Regions from separate parts of the Homo sapiens genome. Here region 1 is linked to region 2. A link is a contact called in ENCODE Hi-C or POLR2A ChIA-PET data. All regions are on one chromosome and are shown on one strand. The core of a region is the stretch at or near the end of the contact, and the rest is flanking DNA. Distances in the headings are between cores, read along the strand shown.

Evidence for each region. A loop is a pair of places that touch in the nucleus more often than their neighbours do. ChIA-PET counts read pairs that join two places held with the same protein, here RNA polymerase II (POLR2A). Pooled maps may share reads with other maps.
Region 1: a map of heart right ventricle shows a loop between it and region 2 (4-fold over the local background). The contact joins two enhancer-like sites. A Hi-C loop is called at or near these places in 11 of 168 maps with a recorded cell type or tissue (Caco-2, HepG2, PC-3 and 4 more) and 5 of 50 pooled maps. POLR2A ChIA-PET finds 5 or more read pairs at or near these places in 6 of 52 experiments (A549, Caco-2, HepG2 and 3 more).

What each region holds. Positions count from the first base shown.
Region 1 is chr5:173,951,939-173,958,155 of GRCh38, forward strand. It overlaps CPEB4 (cytoplasmic polyadenylation element binding protein 4), which reads left to right. Exons shown (of 10, transcript NM_030627.4): 9 at 1,153-1,334; 10 at 3,972-6,217. The coding sequence ends at 4,199. Among named protein-coding and RNA genes, the nearest start is that of C5orf47, 34 kb to the right of the region's middle. Within about 2 kb of position 3,258, at least 6 of the 41 ENCODE cell types and tissues checked have a DNase peak (open chromatin) inside an H3K27ac peak, as active enhancers do; they include gastrocnemius medialis, where a contact is called at or near this core.
Region 2 is chr5:173,763,763-173,770,106 of GRCh38, forward strand. All of the region lies in intron 1 of LOC124901138 (a long non-coding RNA gene), which reads right to left. Among named protein-coding and RNA genes, the nearest start is that of LINC01484, 21 kb to the left of the region's middle. Within about 2 kb of position 2,814, at least 22 of the 41 ENCODE cell types and tissues checked have a DNase peak (open chromatin) inside an H3K27ac peak, as active enhancers do; they include gastrocnemius medialis, where a contact is called at or near this core.

The DNA.
Region 1 (6,217 bases), core at 2,008-4,507, 190 kb after region 2:
GTATGATTAAACAAACGACAAACTCTCTACCCTATAGCGCAAGAAATATGAAGATCTTCAGGATAAATTTTTCCTAAGAATTGGAGTTAATATCCAAGAGTGAGAGTTCTAGAATCAAAATATCTGGGTTTGAATTCATGTGTTCTAATAGTTAAGTGACCTTGGACAAATTCCATGACTTTTCTAATTCCCAGTTTCCCCATCTGTCAAGTAGGGATGAAAAGCGTTTCATCCCTAGGATGAAATAACACCAGAAAAAGTATTTCCTAGTGTTATTTTGAGGGTTGAATTAGACGACCAGTGCAAAGTACTTAGTCTAGTGTTGCATAATGCTAATTATTACGCTCATCATTGTCTGAAAAGAAAAAAAGTCCTTCAAGAATAGATTCTGTATTGAGATTGTCAGTATTTGTTTCCCACATCCTCATTTGCTCAACAGCGACTGACTGAGCTCTGGGATATAATAGACTTCCCAGCAATGCATCAGATTTTTAGGGTAGTACTTACAGAACAAATTAAATTCCTAACTTCAAGTAATTTGAGGTTTAATAATATACATGAGATAAAAAGACATAACATGAACAGGAATGTAGCTGCACGATTTTAACACTTCATAAAGAAGAAAATGCAGTCATTATTTCAAGGTTTTTTTAAATGAAAAATTGGTGAACTGACTGTGGGGAAAGAGTTTTGATGGAAATAAGCCAGGAGGGCCCACAAAGAGTCTACCAGTTAGTTTTCTAGTGTTCAAGTAATTATTACATTAATCAATACATTATTAACTGGTAAATCTATGGCAGCAACATGGCACAGAGCAGGCAAACATGGGAGTACTATCACTTAATGACCTGTGACCTTGGACAGATGGATCACCCTTTCAGCACCTCAATTTCCTCAGGAAATTACTACCTACTTCATATAGTTGTGAGAAGAATAAAGAGAACATACTAGAAAACACCTAGCAACCCCTTGCCCACAATTAAAAGATTAAGGCTTAACACAATGGATGACTGGTTGTAGTAATGTTTCATTTTAATAATTATTATAATGATGTGAGCTCAGAGTACAGATGAATTGCTTTTGATGAAACGGTTGGTGAGCCAGATGAATTTTCCTGATTTTAAATATCCTCCTTGTTCCTTTCTTAATTAGTGGAGCTTGCGATGATAATGGATCGGCTATATGGAGGTGTGTGCTACGCTGGGATTGATACCGACCCTGAGCTAAAATACCCAAAAGGAGCTGGGAGAGTTGCGTTCTCTAATCAACAGAGTTACATAGCTGCTATCAGTGCCCGCTTTGTTCAGCTGCAGCATGGAGAGATAGATAAACGGGTAAGCCTTATACTACATTTTGGAAAATTCTAGAAATGGTCCTCTAAATGTGTGATTACCAATATTAGAACGGGAGCATTTTATGACAATAAAGTGACAGCTGACAATTTTGCCTATAGAGTTAATTATGGTCTATAATACATGAAATAATGTCCTATGAATTTCTTTTATCTTTCAGTTTTTTGAGTAGCCTAATCAGAACACTACAATTTACTTGAGTTAATTTAATCTTCTCTAACTTCCATTCAATCTCAATCCATCCGTCCATTCATTCACTTAGTTTGTAAGTCATTCAATAAATATTTACTGAATCCTTTGTTCTGTGTTATATCAAGTATACAAACAGGAATGCCCTTGAGGTTTCCTGCCCTTTTTTTTGTTTGTTTTTTAATCCTGGGACATAGGGAAGACCTCAGCAAGCCCTATTTCTCAATGAATTGTACTCACAGATTTCTTTTTTTTTTTTTTCTTTTTCCACAGCCGCCACCTCTCACCGATTTATTCCTTAGCTTGGTGTTTCATGTATTCAACAAACGTTTTAGTGCTTAGGGCAAGAAGTTCCTGTCCTCATGAGTTTATTTCCTAGCAGATAGAACTGTATCACTTGCCAGTACTACTCAGAGTGTGGCCTGTGGACTGACCTCCAGTCTGTAAACTTAGTTTGTAGTGAGATAGGAATTTAGACCAGAATGTGTAATCAACCACATTACTGGGCACAATGTTTGGTCCAGCTGGCGATTTTTTTTTCATAGAAAGCCTTTATTGATGAGGGAAGCAATATATTGATTTATATTTTGGGGTCACCTTTTTATTTCATGGCACACTGGCACTTTCATGCATGCTGACTTTGATATCCATCACTCTGAGGCATTGTGCTAAAATAGATTGATTTTATCGTGTTGTTCTCAATTCAAGATGTAAAAATCATCAAGTCAGTAGCAGTTTTTGCTTTTTATGTTTCATGTCATGTACAGTCTACTTCACTGGCAGTAAAAAAATTTAAGATAGTGGTGGTCATCCTACAAACTGTGAATCTATTAAAGAGAAAAGTATCTGTTCTATTCTAAGCATGGGGGAGGGACAAGATTAGTATGTTAACATGCCTACTTTGTTTGTTTGAGATGGAGTCTCTCTCCGTCACCCAGGCTGGAGTGCAGTGGTACAGTCTCAGCTCACTCCAACCTCTGCCTCCCGGGTTCAAGTGATTCTCCTGCCTTAGCCTCCCGAGTAGGTGGAATTACAGGCATATACCACCATGCCCAACAAATGTTTGTATTTTTAGTGGAGACAGGGTTTCACCGTGTTGGTCAGGCCAGTTTCAAACTCCTGACCTCAAGGGATCCACCTGCCTCACCCCCTCAAAGTGCTGGGATTACAGGCATGAGCCACCCACCATGCCTGGCCTACTTGGTTTTTTATGCACACTAAAAAATACCTACATCTCACTGCCTTATTCCAACATAAGTTTCAGAGCTGTGGGATTGGTCATTAGAAATTCAGACTGAATTTGTGTTCCTCTGCAATGAAATCCTTTGCCCAGTGTTCATGTCACTCTGTAGACATTATGGAGCAGCCTAGAGGCCAGAAGCCCAGTGCTCTCCTTATGCCTGCTCTTCCTGGGCTTCGTGACACTCTTCTTCTCCTTTTGTACTTTTATTTTTTTAGTTAAAAAATTTTTTTTAGAGGGAGGGTCTCACTCTGTCACCCAGGCTGGAGCACAGAATCACAATCATGACTCACTGCATGTTCTTCTCCTTTTGTTCATGGCTAATCTTGGTCAGGATTCCTTGTCAGAGCTGGGTGGCACCAGTGCTGGTGACAGCCTGCTGTAAGGGAGTTTCAGCCATGAATCTCTCCAGACTAAAAATAACCAGCTCTTTTCTAGCTGATGAATTAATAACCAGGTGACTGTTAATGCTTGAAAGGTTCACATGACAGGTTGGCCGATAGAACGCTGGAACAGGCCCAGTTTTAGAAATTCACCTCTGACTTTTAGACTCAGGTGAACCATTCTTACTGAGAAAGAACAAAGCAGGGTTTTAGACTGTGAATCCTATGGCTGCATCTTTTTTTTTTTTTTTAACAGAGTTCCAGGTTTGTGATTATAACCCAACATGTGTACACTATAAATAGAAACCACGAGCCAGGCTTTTTACGACAGCTCAGAATCTTGTGACGCAGTAGTCAGGCATCTTCACACCAACTTGAATATTGAAGTGCAGTTGTGTGGAACTTGGATCATCTTAGTTGATTTTGTTTAAATTATGATTCCACATATGACAAAAATCCAGATCCACTAATTAAAATGAGGGTTTATGTCTATGAATAATCTCCTGTGGGTTTAATCTCATAACATTCTAGTCTAAACAGTTGGCTTCACTTCATGATGTCTGCTCAAATCCTTTTTCCTTTAAAGGATGTTTATTTAATAAGAAAAAAATGTAAAATGATAGATAATAAAAGCCTTACTAGGTTCTTAAAAGATGAACTATCCATATTTCAGTAAATGAATAATTAGTCCTTCCTCTTTGGGCACCTTGGAACAGATTCATTCAGATAGTGGGTGGAAATGTACATGTATGGTAAGCATTGCTGGCCTAGTCACTGAAAAATGTAAACTCTTATTTTTGATTGCAGGTGGAAGTTAAGCCATATGTCTTGGATGATCAGCTGTGTGATGAATGTCAGGGGGCCCGTTGTGGGGGGAAATTTGCTCCATTTTTCTGTGCTAATGTTACCTGTCTGCAGTATTACTGTGAATATTGCTGGGCTGCTATCCATTCTCGTGCTGGCAGGGAATTCCACAAGCCCCTGGTGAAGGAAGGCGGTGACCGCCCTCGGCATATTTCATTCCGCTGGAACTAAAGGATAACTGCAGTGCTCATTTTCAGGCCTCAGAATAAGTGCACTCTTCTGTTCATTCTGACCCCTTCCTCAACCTCTTCACGCTGGCATGTCCTTTTGTAGCAGTCTGTAACTTAACTATAGTATAATGAAAAGAATGACCTATAATATAGGTGTTTTGTAGATTCTTGTGTCACTGCAAACAATATGAACTCCTTTTTCGTATTGCCATCGGGTTGCATGGAAGTTTTATTCTCTTGTTTTGCTGGAAACCAAGAGGATCCAAACTTCCTGCAACATTTTCTTAGAGGAGAGAGAGAAATATTAAAAGAGAAATGAAACAATAGAGTATTTTGGGTTTTTAATTAAATTATTGTTAATAATATAACATATAAGAATACTTTTATTAAAATAACCATGCAACAATAACACTATCGGTCTATCTGACAGTTTTTCCCCCAGGGAAGTGCTTTTGCCTTTTCCTTTCTTTTTTTTTTTTTTTTCATCTTTTTTGTCTCTCTCTTTTTTCCATCCCTTTTTAATTTTTTTAACAGCAATGGAGGAAGTTAACAATTTTTAATGGAAAGAGCATGTTAGAGCAAACAAATGCATAAGCAAGACTGAGCAGCATTATAATTAATTTTCAGGGTTTTGAGGCTGAACATAATTTCATTATCCCTCAAAAAGTTACCACCACATCAGAAAAAATAAAAAAAAAATAGTAAAGTAGGCAGAGCTAGGTTTATTTTCTCTTAAACAATTTTTAAAATTCAGAATGTAAAAATTGGGTAAATTTACTACTGAGGGGAGTGCACTTATTTATTTAACTTACTTATCTGGTCAAAGCCCCAGGAAACCTACCAAAGCTAGAATTAATGACAACTGGTGGGAAACCTAGCATTTCCTCTCCTGAAGAATAAATGTATAAATGTTATTTTTGATGTTTATATATAAACTCTATATCCTAATTTACTAATACTCATCAGATGTCAGCCTTTGCTCTCCATTTTGACGTTAAAAAACAACAACAGATCTAGAGATACCTCAAGGATATCATTTTTGATTTTGTGTTACAGTACACTTGTAGCCAAAACTGGAAGACAAAACCAATATATAATTTGGCTGCTGATTGGCTTACTTTTAGATTTAAAGTTACTTTGGGTATCCTGTAATTTAGTTGTAACATAGAAAATGAAAAAACAGTTAAAAAAAGTGAAGTAGTTGCAAAGTGTTTTGCACTGTTGAACTAAGTAACTGTGTAAATCTGTGCAAAGGTACGTATGTTTATCTTACTCTTCCTATAAACTAAAATAACATTACAGTTTCCGAATTTAGCATGGGACATAGTCAGTGTTTGAAGTGCCAACTTCATCAAGTAATGCATGCTTTATTATAAATAAAATTCTAGCTTTGAAAGGCGTTATGTGTTGAACAGTATGCTTCAGGGGTAAATTTAAAATAGTCTCTTGAAGCCCTAGTCATGGAAGTAACTTTTATTTTAATTGACATTCTCTTATTAAATGCCCTATCCATCATTAAAAGGTTTATTATCAGTGGGCAAAACATGAAATAATATGATCGAATGGCAATCTTGCTAGTTGCGCTACCTAACAGTACCATCTTGGATCCTTCAAAACCAAAGACTTGCCCCAGCACTGCTGTGGAACCACCTGGCTTATGACCCCTATGGATGATCTTTAGGAAAAGCAGCCCTTTACTTTTAATACAGGCTTTAATGAACTATACCTGTTAAGTTCCAAAGGTCAAAATGGAGGCATTTGCTGTCTAATATTCAAACATAGAAAGGGAGCTGCTTTTAAAGAATTCCCTGCAAATACTGAAAGCAGTCATGCGAATGGAGGGTGCTCTTGTGTAGCTGGTCAGGGACTTTTTTTTCTTTTCTCCTGAACTACATGATTCTAATTGGAATGTTCATTTGCCTCTTTTTACTCTTTTAAATGCTTGTAGGTGGCTTGGGGTGTGCTATCGTGCTGTTCCTACTCAGTAAACAGGTGTGATGAGTTAACAAGAAATAACAC
Region 2 (6,344 bases), core at 1,564-4,063:
CTGTCCCTTGCAGTATCTCTGAAAATGAGATTTAGGGATGGTGGGTGTCCAGAAGATGATTTTGTCGTGTCTGGCTTGGGCCAGCAGTAGCTCTCTCCTTTATTTTGCTACCACCCTTTCCCTCCATCTCATCTCACTCCTCATGAGGGTATAGTTTAAAGAACAACCCCAGGAGAGGGCTAAGTTCAGTCTCATGAAGTGAACTCCTAATGGGGAATTTCAGGTAGCTGCTGGTGGGGAGAGGCATTTGAGGTGGCTAAGGTAGGGAAAATATGGGCTACTTGGCCACTGCTTTTAAAGCAGTGTTTAAAACTCTGCTCTGTTCACGCAGGGCTCCCCAGTGAATAGAGTGTGCAACTGGGAAGCGACAGAGTGATTTTTTTTTTTTGGAGATGGACTTTCACTCTTGTTGCCCAGGCTGGAGTGCAGTGGCATGATCTCGGCTTACCACAATGTCTGTCTCCCAGGTTCAAGCAATTCTCCTGCCTCAGCCTCCTGAGTAGCTGGGATTACAGGCACCCACCACCAAACGCGGCTAATTTTTGTATTTTTAGTAGAGACGGGGTTTCTCCATGTTGGTCAGGCTGGTCTCAAACTCCTGACCTCAGGTGATCTGTCCGCCTCGGCCTCCCAAAGTGCTGGGATTACACACGTGAGCCACTGTGCCTGGCCACAACAGAGTGATTTTTTTAAAGAAAGTGATAGACAACAACCTACGTCATCTTTGGGGTCAAGCTATCAGAAATAGAGCCTCCCTTGCCCTCAGATGTCTCCGTGCTTAGCCTGGCAAAGCTATGAGTAAGTGTGGAGCTCATTACAGGAGCCGGAGACACTCTCTTGCTCTGCCTTGAGTCAGGCCGCCTGGTGTTGATGAGTCACCACCGCCTGCCCTGGCCCCCTGCCTACCAGGAGGCCACTACCGCCGGACATTTTTATTTTCCTTTGTGGGGAAAGAGTCTGACCTCTGTGCTCTGTGTCTCTATCCATATTCTGCCTGTCCCAGACAGAGGCAAAGGTTCTCTGCACAGCCCTCCTTTTTTCAGGGAAACTGTGGGGGTGAGGGGGCCAAAGAGGGGAATCTGAGCAGGTCTCAGGCATGCAGATAATACAGAGGTAGGAGCCTTTCGGGATTCGCAAGATGCTCAACCAGGCACCATCCATCACTGCCAAAAGCAGCTGTTATGCAAAGTAGCTTAATTGGCCTACAGGTTGGTTGAGTTTTAAACCCACGGATTGTACCAAGGCAAAGGAAATGAAAATATTTGACAGATTCTGGGTGGGGCTGTGTGGTTTACACAAACATAGAAGAAAAACATCTGGGGCTAGAATGGGCCTCAAACGACAAATGTTCAGATATATAGTAATATAATACACAAACATATATATAATATATATGTGCTTTGTGCGTGTGCGTGTGTGTAAGCTGAGAGGAAGCACGCAGAAATGCAAACATCAGCAGCTTTTGGATATCTATATCTATATATAGATATAGATCTATGGATATCCACTATATGTATCTGTAAATGTAATGTAATATGTTCAAAATACAATCCCATGGAAGGTTCCAGACAGAGGCTGGAGACTGAGCCGTCACCCTGGGATTGAAGACAACGTGACGGTTCATTCTCCAGAGTTACCTCACACCTGGATAAGTCACAGCCGGCTGTGGAGGTCATCACTGAGTTGTGTCACACAGGGAAAAATTCATTCATCCATTTCTTCGTAGAGTCTACAGTTGTTGTTTTGAGTGTCAGTTTAGCAATCAGAGGCCTGGCTTTGAATGGCTTCCCCAGGAATCTGGGAAACTTGGGTAACTTATTTAACTTCCTTGGGTCTCATTTTCCTAGTCTAGAAATTGGTGTCTATTTCTTGGTCTGGAGAGGATAAAATGAAGTCATAGAGGTGCCTGGCATATAACAGAACGTGGTTCATAATCATACATAATACGTAATCATGTATTACTTTTTTTGACACACTTCAGTTGAGCACATATTTTGCGCCAAGTCTTGTGCTAAACACCAAGGATATAGACTTGTTTGATTCATTCATTTCACAGATATTTGCTGAGCACCTACTACGTGCTTGACAGACACTGTGCTAGGCTCCCAGGCTGGCAAGGGAGACAGACATTCAAAAAACTACAAATAAGTAGTATAGGCAGCTCCTCCCTCGCTGACTGCCAAAGCTTTGAGATAAAGACATCAGGCAAGAAAGGGGCAAGAAAATGCACAAATACCAGAGGTATTCCTTTTCCCAAGTCTCCAATGTGGGAAGAATATAATTCCGGGACTACTGAGGAGGGGGTTTGAGTAGGCAGCAAGGGGTGATGTGGATATATGCATGTATGTGTGTCTGTGTGTGTGTGTGTGTCTGCACCCATTTCTGTGAGTGTGTAAAATGTCTGTGTATATGCGCCTGTCTGTGTATTTGCATGACTACACATGGAAGAGAGGCAGGTGTGTTTGCATGACTGTGTGTGTGTATTTGTGTGTGTGTATCTGTGAGTCTGCACGTGTGTCTCTGGGGATGTGTGGGTGTTTTGTGTGTTTCTATACACGTGTGCCTTTTGATATGTCTTTCAGTGTGTCTACCTGTCTGCGTGTCTCTCTGTGCCTGTGAGTGTGTGTTGGTGTGTCTGTGAAGGTCTATGTGGGTGTGCCTCTGTGGGTGTGTGGCATGACTTGTCTCCTTTTCTGTCCTCAGTCGTTTCTGTGGAGCTGATCTAGCTTGTCCTTCAGAACAAAGGGAACTGACAACGTCAGTGGCTTGGGCTTTATCTCCCAGCCTGCCATCCTGTCAGAGGAAATGAAATGTACTTGGCACAGTCTGCTCCTTATGATGTCATTCTGGCTGTGACCTGCACATTCCGCTCTCCTAGGTATTTGTCTTTTGATTGCTTAACGAATACCTGCCAAAGATCAAGAGAACACGAGTGTGGGTTTTTTTTTTTTAAAGAATCATAGCTGCGGCCGGGTGGCTCATGCCTGTAATCCCAGCACTTTGGGAGGCCGAGGCGGGCAGATCACGAGGTCATGAGATCGAGACCATCCTGGCTAAAACGGTGAAACCCCGTCTCTACTAAAAATACAAAAAAAATTAGCTGGGCGTAGTGGCGGGCGCCTGTAGTCCCAGCTACTCGGGAGGCTGAGGCAGGAGAACGGTGTGACCCCGGGAGGCGGAGCTTGCAGTGAGCCGAGATAGCGCCACTGCACTCCAGCCTGGGCGACAGAGCAAGACTGTCTCAAAAAAAAAAGAACAAAAAAAAAAATCATAGCTGCATGGAATGTTAGCTGTCCATTTTCTTTGCTGTGAACTTGGGAGCCATGGTAAAGAGACAGCTTTGGCTTTGCAGTGGTGAGAGCTCGGTTCAAGTCTCCAGTCTGCCCCTTCAAAAGCTGTGTGACCTTGGAGAAGACAGTTTAGCTCTCTGAGCCAAGATTCCTTACCTTATGAGAAGGTTCCTTGGAGGGGCAAATATAACAATAGATGAAAACGTTTTCAGAAATCCACAAAGTCCTTAAATCATAGGATGTCAAGGCAAGGGGGCCCAGAGGGAGGACCCTGGGCGCAGATGTCAGGGAGATGTGGGTTTGGGCCCTGACTTCTTCCTTTCCTCAACATACGACACTGAGCAAGTTCCTGGACCTCTCTGAGCCTCAGATTGTCCCTCTGTTAAATAGGATAGCATCATATATAAAGCACTAAGGCAATGTGCTGGCCAATGTGAGGGCCCCTAAAACGGGAGCTGTTAACATTTTTAATACTACAAAGGGGCTGACAGCAATATTAATGTCTGCCCACTTTCACACTTTCAGTGAGTGTAGCAAATTAAACCTCTGCAAGCGCAGGTATAATGAATGCATAGTGTGACAGCAGTGATTTACTATCTCTCGTTTTTACTATTTCAAGATGCAACCTCAGCAGAGTGTTCTTGGCATTACCGCATTCTTGGCAAGCACCTTGCGTTTCATCTAGAACTCAGAGGCTGTTCTAGTTGCAGAGAGGAGCTGAGAACAAGGTGGCCTCTGGCCTACAGTGGTCCAGGCCAGCTGGCTGGGTGGCAGACTTCCCTAGTACCTGTCCCCAGTCTCTCCAACTGGATCCTTTCTACATGACGTCTTCACCTTCAGCAAAACCTCAAATCCCCCTTGTCTTTGAAGATGCTGTTCCCCCTGCCTGGAATATCCTTGGCTGCCACTCGACCCTTCAGCCAATCTGGGCTTGGATCCAGGTTCCTGTGCCCAGGCTAAGGCAGATATCCCTGCTCTGTGTCCCCAGTGCACCCTGCATTCACCCCACTGTGCATGACGTCCAGGGCATTTGAACCGTCTGCTTCTGTGCCTGGCCGCCTCCCAGAGGGTGCCCTCCAGGAGGTCAGGGACAGGGTATCCAGCAGTCCTCGGTGGATGTTTGCAGAGCAAGCACACAGAGATCATTCGTTTTCTGCCCCCACACCCTCCAGCAATACCTTCACATATAAATATATTCAGTTCATCCGAACTAATTCTGACAACCATTTGGCTTAATAGAAGAGATTTCAGAGAGCTGTGCCTCCTCTGTGGCTGCTGATGTTGGTTTTGAAGCAGATGGGTCTGTCTCCCTGCATCTGCTTGTTTTCAACAACTGCACCACGCAGGCCAGAGGACAAAAGGTTCCCAAGTCCTTGAGTAGCTTCAGCCTGAGTGTCAGGTCTAGCATGTGGGTTTGCCGTGATGGCAGTGGGCATCCATGTGGCTTGACGGCCTCCGTTTTGGAGAGTGGTTGGCAAGTCAGGCTCTGGGATTGGACTGCCTGAGTTGCAAGCCTCAGTTCTGCCACTTGCTAGCCATATGATGTGGGTGAGGTATTGAGCCTCTTTGGGCCTCAGTCTAATCATCTGTAAAACGGGGATGTGTAATAGTACCTACTTGCCCTGCTGGTTTTTGTTGGAATTAAATGAGATCAGTTGCTGGTGTAGAAAGAATATTTAATGAAGTTTTGCTAGTGTTACTATTGTGTTGCATTTGTACCCAATGGTAGTATCAGACCAGGACCTCCACTCTGACTGTAACAGAGACTGAGCGTCTGGCTAGACACCCTGCCTCCATCCTGCCAGAGCTGGTTTCCCAGGGCTAGATGTTGGAATTACTCTACAATTTCAGATGGATCTTTTTATGATCATGAAGCACCCTCAAGGAGAGATAGATAGTTCCTCTGTGTCTGAGAAGGGTTCTTGCCTTTCTCTCACTTAATAGCAACCTGGCACACCTAGTTGGCAGTCTACTTGGCACTTTGCTTACCTCATGGTATAGTACAGGGGTCAACAAATGACAGCCCTAGGGCCAAATCTGGCCCCTTGCCTGTTTTGTTAAATAAAGTTTTGTTAGAACACAGTTCATTTATGTGTTGTCTGTGGCTGCTTTAGCAATAAAATGGCAGTGTGGAGTCGCTATGACAGAGACCACAGAGCTTGAAAAGCCTAAAGTATTTTCCATCTGGCTCTTTATAGAAAAAGTTTGCCAACCCCTTGTGTAAAAGTAAAGGATTAAAGGTTTATTTCGTTGAGCAAGACAGAAACCTGAGCACCATTCCCACCTCTCTGCTCTCCCTCAGCCCTGACGCTGGTTGGCCACCAGATTACTTTGCCTCATTCTATCTCATGCGACTAATCTCCCATCGCTTCCTCAAATACCACTGCTCAGTTCAGCCCTGTCCCAACTCCCATTGACTAGCACAAGTCAGGACCACCACCATCCTGTAAAGTGTCTGTGGGTGAATGAGACAAAGACATCCCTCTGGGTAGATGAAGCTCCATGTCACACACTGGTGTGCTGGGCAAAAACCCCAAACCCTGTTGATTATGCCCAATGACTGACAGCCTTTGCAACCATTGGCCAGGTTTATTGATTACACTGTCTCCTAGCCTTGAGTTTCTCCCTGTCCAGGCGGCCATCCACCCTAGAGCTACAGTGATCTTCCTAACTGGCCATGTCCCTCTCCTGCTCAAATTCATTCATGCCCACTGCCCTCAGGAAAAGCCCATGCTTTTGCGTGTGACATTCAAGGCCTGTTGTGATCTGGTCTTTGCCAGTCTCATGTCTCACCACCTGCTCGGCCTCCACCACACCTGAGCACTGCTCTACAATGGGGGATCCCTAGACCCTAGGCCTCCATGCTTGCTCATACTTTGGGGATTGGCATATGCTTGTTCTTCATGAATTATTCTGCCCTTCTTCTTCTTCATCTGCCAAATTCCAAGTCATCCTTGAAGCCCCAACACAAGCATCTCCTCCCTGTGACACTCTTCCTGATTCTCTGGGAGGACTTGAGCACTCCTTCCAGGGTTCACTTTAGTCTCCACAAAC